Linked DNA regions of Mus musculus: region 2 is linked to region 1. The links are chromatin loops, found by intact Hi-C in ENCODE. Cell type or tissue: left cerebral cortex. All regions are shown on one strand. Each heading gives the region's core, and the rest is flanking DNA. Links, peaks and the distances in the headings are about the cores only.

What was found. A loop is a pair of places that touch in the nucleus more often than their neighbours do. Peaks named below come from ENCODE experiments on the same cell type or tissue, not always from the same donor. Only the 100,000 strongest peaks of a DNase experiment are listed, where the experiment ranks them.
Region 2: it touches region 1 in a loop (3-fold over the local background); 5 of 42 quality-filtered maps call a loop at or near these places.

What each region holds. Positions count from the first base shown.
Region 1 is chr13:34,093,437-34,097,828 of GRCm38, reverse strand. 4930447K03Rik (RIKEN cDNA 4930447K03 gene) reads left to right here. Exons shown (of 5, transcript NR_046184.1): 3 at 2,374-2,599. Among named protein-coding and RNA genes, the nearest start is that of Tubb2a, 18 kb to the right of the region's middle. In left cerebral cortex, for the core only: no CTCF peak of the experiment used is centred there; DNase peaks (open chromatin) are centred at 597, 1,567, 2,079 and 2,410; H3K27ac peaks cover 1,756 bases.
Region 2 is chr13:34,145,177-34,149,568 of GRCm38, reverse strand. Gm36549 (a long non-coding RNA gene) reads left to right here. Exons shown (of 2, transcript XR_382179.3): 2 at 436-1,137. Among named protein-coding and RNA genes, the nearest start is that of Gm36549, 3.6 kb to the left of the region's middle. RefSeq lists an enhancer at 1-1,641. In left cerebral cortex, for the core only: CTCF peaks have their summits at 437, 2,405 and 4,186 (motif pointing left); DNase peaks (open chromatin) are centred at 547, 1,150 and 2,462; H3K4me3 peaks cover 699 bases; H3K27ac peaks cover 1,030 bases.

The DNA.
Region 1 (4,392 bases), core at 243-4,242:
CACCACTCCCTCCTTTCCTTTCTCAGGTTGGCTTGGTTCATTACTGACCTTAATGAATCAATAGTCTTCAAATCTCACATCACACCCACCCCAAATGTTACTGACTAGGGGGTCTTGGGTGGAGTTTGTTTTCTCCATTGACTAAAGAATTAAAACACAGGAAATAAGACATAGCAACTTTTATTAAAAGTAAAAGTGTGTACAAGAATACCACCCCCAACACACACACACATACACACACACACACACACACACACACACACACACACACACACACGACAAACTAACTCCTTACAAGTAGGAAGAGCCAAAAACTGAAATTTGTACCACTATCCCCAGGAGAGCTCAGCTCTTATAAATGTTTATGATAGAGTAGATCTCTGTCTCCTCATCTTTAACTGGTCAAATTAGACAAAGAAAGTGAGCTGACTGGCTTACAGCATCCAGGGTCAACGCCTGGCTAGGATGCATCAGGGCAGGGCAGCCAGAGGGAGTTCACCAAGGAAAGGAGGAAGCCTGCCAACTCTTTGTCCTGGGTGACAAAGGAGCCAGAAGAATGCCACCCTGTTTATGCGTGGCCTCTTTCCCCATCTGCCTGCCTACCAGAGTGTTCTCTGACTGGTATATTCTTGCATGCACTGCCCTTTCCAGAGCACAAAGCCTGCCTGCATACCATGTCAAGTCTGGAGAATTTGCCAGTCAGTTCCACCGACTAGCTCCAGGTCCTGGCAGAAGATGGCTTTCCATACCTCAGATCCGAGCTTACTGCTCCCTATCCCAATGGGCCAGGACCACAGTGAGGTTCCTGCCTCTTGACCATGACCTGTGGCTGCTCTGCAGCTAGTAGTTGATATCTGAAATGGTAAGTGAAGATGTAATGCTGGTTCCCAGATGGGTCCTATGAATATTACCAGGGGTGAAGGATTTTAGCAATGTGCAGAAGTTTGAATTTCATTCACGTAGGTATCAGGAGGGCAAGTGTGTCTCTGGTTCTCTGTAGTGAGCTAGGGAAATGCTTTGGATAAATGAAGGCAGAAAGGCGAAGGTGGTCATGGCATGGATGGCTGCTACCTCTTCCTCCGACACACCTGGAGGGCAAATTCCTTAAGTTCCAGAGACCCAGATTGACTAAGGAAGTGCACAGTAAGCAAAGACCTGGTACAAGGCCAAACAGGATATGTGACACAGAGACGTGTTAGCCCTGTTCCCATCCTGCTCTGGGAACTGGAAAGGACACTTCAGAGCCTTTTCCCATGGGCAGGGTGATGGGTGTGGAGGGTGCTCTTTCTTTTCTTATGGGTTTCAAAGGGTTCCACGTCATGTGAATAAAGAGGACTCCTTCTTGGTCCCCCACAAAAATAAGGAGAGAAAAGGAAAACCAGGGTGTGAATAAAAATAGAAGTGAGCTCAGTGCTCTCACAAGCAAGGTTCTCAATGGATCTGGACCTTCAGTGAGTGGAAAGAGCTCATTTGCAATGGAATCCCACGATCAGGCTTCTGGGCTTTCTGTTTTCGCCACATTCACACCCCAACAAAGGACTGTGGCATCATCACTAAGGCAGGAAATGAGGGGGTGAGTAGACATTGGCTGCATTCCCCCTTCTTCTGAGTTCAGACAGACAGTCCTGGAGGCTGGGTGCTGGTTGCCTAGGAAACAGCTTGGATGTGAAACTAGAAAAAGCTCTATCAGCATCAGGAGATGCAATTACTGGTTTTTGTTTTGTTTTGTTTTGATTTTTTTCTTCCTTTCTTTCTGGTATTGTGTGATGCTAGGGGTGGGGAGGAACATTCCTTTAACGCTTCTGAGCCAATTTTTTTCACACATAAGGAGACAGGTTATATTCTACTCGCTCCCACTCCCCCTCTTTCCCCTTCCCCCTCCCCTTCCCCTTCCCCATCCCCCTCCCCCTCCCCCTTTCTCTCTCTCTCTCTCTCTCTCTCTCTCTCTCTCTCTCTCTCTCTCTCTCTCTCTCTCTCTCTCTCTCTCTCTCTCTCTCTCTCTCTCTCTCGCATCAAAACCGGTACTGAGCCTAGCAAACACTTGGCATGGCTTTCATCTCTTGTCTCCCACCCACACAGCCAGCTTGCTGCACTTAACAGGCACCAGCTGAATAATCAGGATGTGATAAGAAAATAGGTTGGTAGTGAGAACTTCATCTTTGTAACTTTCATGATAGTAAAAACTTAAGTTTCATGGTGCAGTGTTAGATTATCAATCGTTTGTAAACCAAAACATCACTAGAGATGCAAATGTGTCTAACCACTTCTGAAAAATATAGTTATTGTTTTCTGTTTGAATAAGCATAGCTACATAGTGGGGATGTATGCTGAAGTTTCTCGTTAGGTCACTCATTTTCCTCTACTTGTATTCAGACTCAAGTGAAATGGATGTGGAGTCAACAAACAGCAGGAGCCACCTGTCTGTGGAAGAGCAACGAGACTTTTAATACCACTGCGCTAACAGGAGAATTCAGACTCCACGTACAGATAATGCTGGACTACCCCTGCCACTCCCAAATTTAGCTCCCAGCCAGGGAACCATGTCTCACAAGGAGGAGCTCTTAGTCAACATGCACTGCAAAAGACTTAAAAATTTCAGGTCGGTTGTTTAACGAGCAAAGCAGGTGTTGTTTAGACTACCAGACTTCTGCTTCCAGGCTATGAGGCTATCATTTCACCAGCTGTGGGTAGCTGGAGCTAGTGGGTATACCTGAAGTGTTGTCTTCAGATAAAGAGGAGATGACTGGCCTTTGTCACCTTGATGGCCAAGACTGATCAGAGGAAAGGGAGTAGAGGGACTGTAGGCCTCAATGCGGGGCATCTATGAAAAGTTCCCTAGGATAGCAAATATCACAACAGGGGCTGCACAATTCAGTTCTTGACTTCCTCAGCCCTCTTTCTTCTAGTTTGCACCACTCTTTGTGTGTAGATCTTTGTCTTTCCCTGCAAGGAACTGGCTTGAGAAAATTAATTTCAAAGAAACTACACTCTGTACTTAGATTGTAAGATGTGATAGATGCCCCCATGACAGACCACCCCACCCCATGGAGAATTGTATCTGAAAGCCTGTTTTCAGTTATTTTCTTCAGGTAGTTGTTACATGATCGTGTTTCCCTCAGTTTTTTCCCCCAGTTCCTCTCTGCTCATCTCTTCCTATCAGTCTGGTGTTGAACCTTTCAGGTGATTCTTACTGCTTCTCTCCTGCTTCCCATCCTCTGTTCTTCTTACTCCACTTTCTACAAGACTTGTCTCACTTTTCTTTCAGTTTCTCCATTGAGTTTAGTTGATGTTAATACATTTTGTGGTTCCCAAGATCTTTTTAAAAAATTCTTTAGATTTTAGTTTTATTATTATTATTATTTGAGGCAGAGTCTCCCTCTATAGCTTAGGCGGTCTTAGAATTCATTATGTAGCTCAGACTTACCTTGAATTCACGGTAATCCTTCTGCCTCAGCTCTCTCAGAACTGAGATTACAAGTGTGAGCCCCCACACCAAGCCAATTTTCTACTCTTATTTCATGGACTCACTGTTTGGTCTAAAGATACTTATGAGGTTTTTAACTATTTTTCTTCTCCTTACATGATATCTGTATATCTCCTTTCTCTGTGTTTACTTGGGCCTCCTGGTAGAGTAAGTAAGGTTTAGTTGCCTCTCCATTTTTTGAGATCCACTTTTATTTTTGATCACATGTATGTGTATGTGTGTGTCAGTATGTGCATATGAGTGAAGATCCCCAAGGAGCCAGAGGTTTCAGATATCCTGAATCTAGAGTTACAGGTAGTTATGAGCTGAGTCCTGAGGACCAACTCTAACCTAAGAGCAATCAGGGCTTTTAACCTATAAGCCATCTCTCCAGCCCTATGAATGCTCATTAAAAAACATTTTAAAAAATATTTTATGTGTATTTTTTGTCTGCATGCATGCATGCATGTGTATCACACGACTGCCTGGTACCCACAGAGGCCAGAAGACATCAGATCCTCTGGAAGCAGAGCTCTAGTTGAAAGTCACTATGTAGCTACCAAGAATTGGGCTCTGGTCCTCTCAAAGAGCAAGAAAAGCTAAATGCTACATAATTTCTCCAGTTCTTAGAAAAGCTTTTAAAATTTATTTATTTATTTATTTATTTATTTATTTATTTATTTATGGAGAGAGTTGCATGTGCCATAGCCACATGTTGAGGTGAGAGAACAACTTGCAGAAGTTGGTTCTCTTCTCCTATCATGTGGGATCTGAGGGATTGAATTCCATTGGCCAGGTTTGGTGGTAAAGGTACCCGTACTTGGTGAGCAATCTTACTGACCCATGCCTATTCATATTTATAAGAGATGCACTAAAAAGATGATTGAGCTGGGCGTGGTGGCGCACGCCTTTAATCCCAGCACTCGGGA
Region 2 (4,392 bases), core at 313-4,312, 52 kb before region 1:
TTGGAGATTCTGGGACCGACCTTATGGTGAATAAGATGAGATTATGACAGCCTGGATGGGTAAAGGAGCAGAGCAGGTGGAGTTAGTAATCCTAAACACAAGTAAAGGCTGAGCGAAAGGTCATCCTGTCCCCTAGGTAAATCTGTTATTTTCTCAGGAACCTCAGCCTGACTTCAGAGCTTTGTGCTAGAGATGGAGATAGCCAGTCCTGGGAGGAGGCAGAACAAAAGCTCACGCTCCTCCCCTCCCTTCCCCCATCCCCTCAGCTTGCGATGCCGAAGCAGATCCACCATGAATCCCTGCCTGGGGAGGAGGGGCAGATGGACTCGGTTTAGTTCAGGTTATTCCTAAAATGATTAAAGCGCTCTTCTCACATTGGCGACTCGCAGCCTGTGTGTAATCCTGTCATCCGACTGTCCCTCTGATTCCCCACAGAGGGCCCTTTGAGCACCGGGGACTCGACACCTCCACCAAGTTGTGGGCGGGTCCGTTCTTGGCACAAAAGAGGCTCCTTTGCTGAACTATGGCTGCTGCGGCGAGGCTATTTCTGGGCTCGCTTTCTCTTCCTGGTGATGAAAACAAGCACGTCCACCCAGTAAATAAAGGCGAAGCCAATGAAAGCAGCTGTATTTCAAGGAGAGCCGGGGGACAAGCCAGAGAATAAATGAACAGATCCAGTGACAAAATGTCCATTCATTGGCTTCGCCCGGCAAACATTTACTGAAGGCATCTGTGCACCCGGCACTCTACTGAATGCTGGAGAGACACAAAGATGCCCTTGAGAACGGTGACCACCGCCTCTCCTCCACTGGAATGGGATGAATATTAACCAAACACAGCACCTAAAAGAACGGGGGATATGTGGGATGTTTGAATCATCTGTGAAACATGAATGAATTCCACAAGTGATGTTCAGCATCTGCTCAAAGGGTCTTATTTGTAATACCAGTCCAAAACAATCGACAATCAATCTCACTGATTCTAATGATAATTGTATGTAGTTTTATCCAGAAACCCACTCTTTGATAGGCAAGTAGCAGGGCAGTCGTCAATCCAACAATTATTGATGTCCCACTGTGTGGGGAGGCCACCAGGGAGCACAACAGAATGAGGTAGACAAAGATATTTTTAGAGAAAGAAAAAGAGAAGCAAATAACTACAGTACAGCTCAGCAAAGGCTAGACATGAGCAGAGTGACTTAGGCTCTTGGAGTGAGCACAGCGAAGTATGAGGGCTTCCTGAAAGCAGCTAAGTCAAAGCCCAGGGTGTGGGTGAGTCAAAAGAATAGAATAGGGAGCAAAAGCATCCAAGAAGCCAATCTGGGGGATGCAGGGGGATCAGAAGGTAGAGGCATCACTAAGCCAAAGTTAGGGACGCAGAATGGAGTGGAGAGAAGCCTTTATAGAAGCCAGGAAAACCGCAATGGAAGGGGGTGTGGGAGGGCAGAACTTAACTCAGTAAAATGTTCTCACTTGACTGACCTCTAGAAAACCTGTCGGCTGAGTGTCTGGGGCTCCCACTCAGTCAGGCCACCTTATCTTAGGAAGGAAGGAGATTCTGGCACCTGCTACTACATGGAAGAACCTTGAGCTCATTATACAACCTGAAGTAAGCCACACAGAAAGGGATAACTGCTGGGGCGTGTATCTCAATGGTAAGAGTGCTTGCTTGATCCTCAGAACCACAAAGCCTAATAAAGAAGAAGAAAAGCACAAAGGGCCGGCATATCTAGTATGAGACACATACAGAGTCATCAGGTTTCTAGAAACAGACAGTAGCATGGGAGTTGTCCAGCCAGAAAGAAAGGTGACTAAACACTCCGTGGCTTCAGATTTGTGACATCAGTATGTTCTGGAGGTGGATGGTGCTGGTGCTAGCACAATAGTACATTTCTATATGTGTATTTTACCACAATCAAATATAAGAAATTTAAGGCTGAAGAGATGGGTTAGCAGCTAAAAGCCTTAGCTGTTCTCGCAGAAGACTGGGTTTTTATTACCAGCCACTACACAGCAGCTCATAATTATGGTAACTTCAATTCCAGGGAATTCCATGTCCCCCTTCTTACCACCAAGAGCACTGCATATACACAATGTGGGTGAAACAGTCCATACACATAATATAAAATAAATCTTTAAAAAATTATGTTAGCCAGGCGTGCGGTGGCACATGCTTTTAATCTCAGTCCTTCGGATGCAGAGGCAGGCGGATCTCTAAGAATTCTAGGTCAACCTGGTCTACAGAGTGAACTCTAGGACAACCAGGGCTATCCGGAGAAACCCTGTCTGGAAAAAAAACAAAACAAAACAAAGCAAACAAACCAAAAAACCCACAAGTTGGCAATTACATGCTCTGTGACAAACACTATTATCAGACCCTCTCTGGAATGTCTAGGCCTCAGAGCAACCACATGAGGGAGATGTACACACAGAGCTTCAGTTCTCAGCCTGTGGGTGGTAATCCCTTTGACAACACGAGGGTTAGAAAGGTTGAGAACCAGTGATGTGCAGGAGCAGAATAGGTTAAGAAACTTGCCTCTGGACCCTCACAGGTTAGTAGGGAGTTGGCCCTGGGATTCCTGACATAAAGCTGAGCGCCTTATAATTATAAATTATTCACATGTATATACTTTATAATATCTGGGGCTTGGAAACTGAAGTAACAAGGGGTTATGTGTTTTTCCTGGCCCTGAAGACGCAGGCACCCAGGTCCTGGTCTCCAAGTTGTGCTTGCTCCTTGTTCTCGCATGTTAGGCTGCTCCAGAAAGCCATAAAAATAAAGGCCAGCAGAAGATTCCAAGAGACAGATACAGTCAGGGAAAGACAGGGTCACCTTGCTACTACCACCTTGAGACTCAAAGAGTGGCTGGCTTTCAAGGACTACCATCTCTTTACAATCGGGAATTTAGATGAGAAGTCTGAGGCCCCAGAGCTCTAGATCTTAGGGCACTCACTGACTCTTGAAGGTGAGTCTCAAGTCTTTGTGAGCCTTGCCTCCTATGGTTTGTATGTGTCTTTCCTGTATTGGAAACAGCGTTTTGGTGTTTTGTTTTGTTTTGTTTTGTTTTTAATAACATTTTAATTTATTGTGTTTGTGTGTATAGGCACACTGTGGCACACATGTAAACACCAGAGGTCAACTCTGTGGGTGCATTTCCCCTTCTGCTGTGTGAGTTCCAGGGATGGAGCACAAACTATCAGACTTAGGTGGAAGTGCCTTTATCCACTGAGATTTTTCCTCCAGACCCATGTCTTGGAAACATGACTCCAATAGTGTTGAGAGGTAGAACCTTAAAGGGGTGCTTAAGCCATAAAGCTTAATTGTTCTCAATTGAGTGGATTCTATACAAAAAGATAAATTCAGATCTAGCCTCTCTCACTGGAATATTGGAATACAAACACACACACACCTTGTCTTTCCTGTCTTGCTTTCTATCTTCCACTTCTTGTCAGGAAATGATGTAAGAAAAAAAGCCCTCGCTAGATATGGCCACTCAATCTTGGACTTCCCAGCCTTCAGAATCATGAACCAAATCAATTTCTGTTCATTATGATCATCCAGGATAGTATCCATTACAAGAGCATAAAATGGAATAAGATAATGCTATTTGAAAGTAGGCTTTAGTGGATGGCAACATAGCTCATCAGTAGAAGGCTTGCCCTAGACTCGCTCCATAGTACTACAAAAGGATCCCTCAGACCCAGGGATGCCAATGTGAGGTTTAGTCTACCTTTCCATCCTGTGACCCACTTACTGATAGAGGTAAGTATAGTCTTAAGATTTCCAGCAGGAACCAGTACCCTCAGAGCTCCTTGGAACTATACCACCAATCAAAGAAAACACATGGCGGAACTTGTGGCTCTAGCTATATATGTAGCAGAGGATGGCCTAGTCGGTCACCAATGGGAGGAGAGGCCCTGGGTCCTGTGAAGGTTCTATGCACCAGTATAGGGGAAGGCCAGGACCAGGAATGGGAGTGGGTTGGGGAGCAGGGGGAGGTGGGAGGGGATAGGGGATTTTTAGAGGGGAAACTAGGAAGGGGGATAACATTTGAAATGTAAATAAAGAACATACCTAATTAAAAAAAAAAAAGATTTCTAGCAGGGGGCTGAAGAGATGTTCCGGTGCACTGACACTCTTCCAGAGGTCCTGAGTTCAATTCTGTAATAGAACTCAATGACCCAATGCCCTCTTCTGGTGTGTCTGAAGACAGCAACAGTGTATTCATATACATAAAATAAATCTTTAAAACGATAAAAAAAAAAACCCAGATTTTCAGCTGGAAGCCCGCAGTGAATGCTTCCTCAGAGAACAGAGACAGGCTCCACAGTGGCTGCAGCCGATGCCCTGCCCTGCCTTTCTCACTCCCTGGTACAAACAAGACTGGCACAC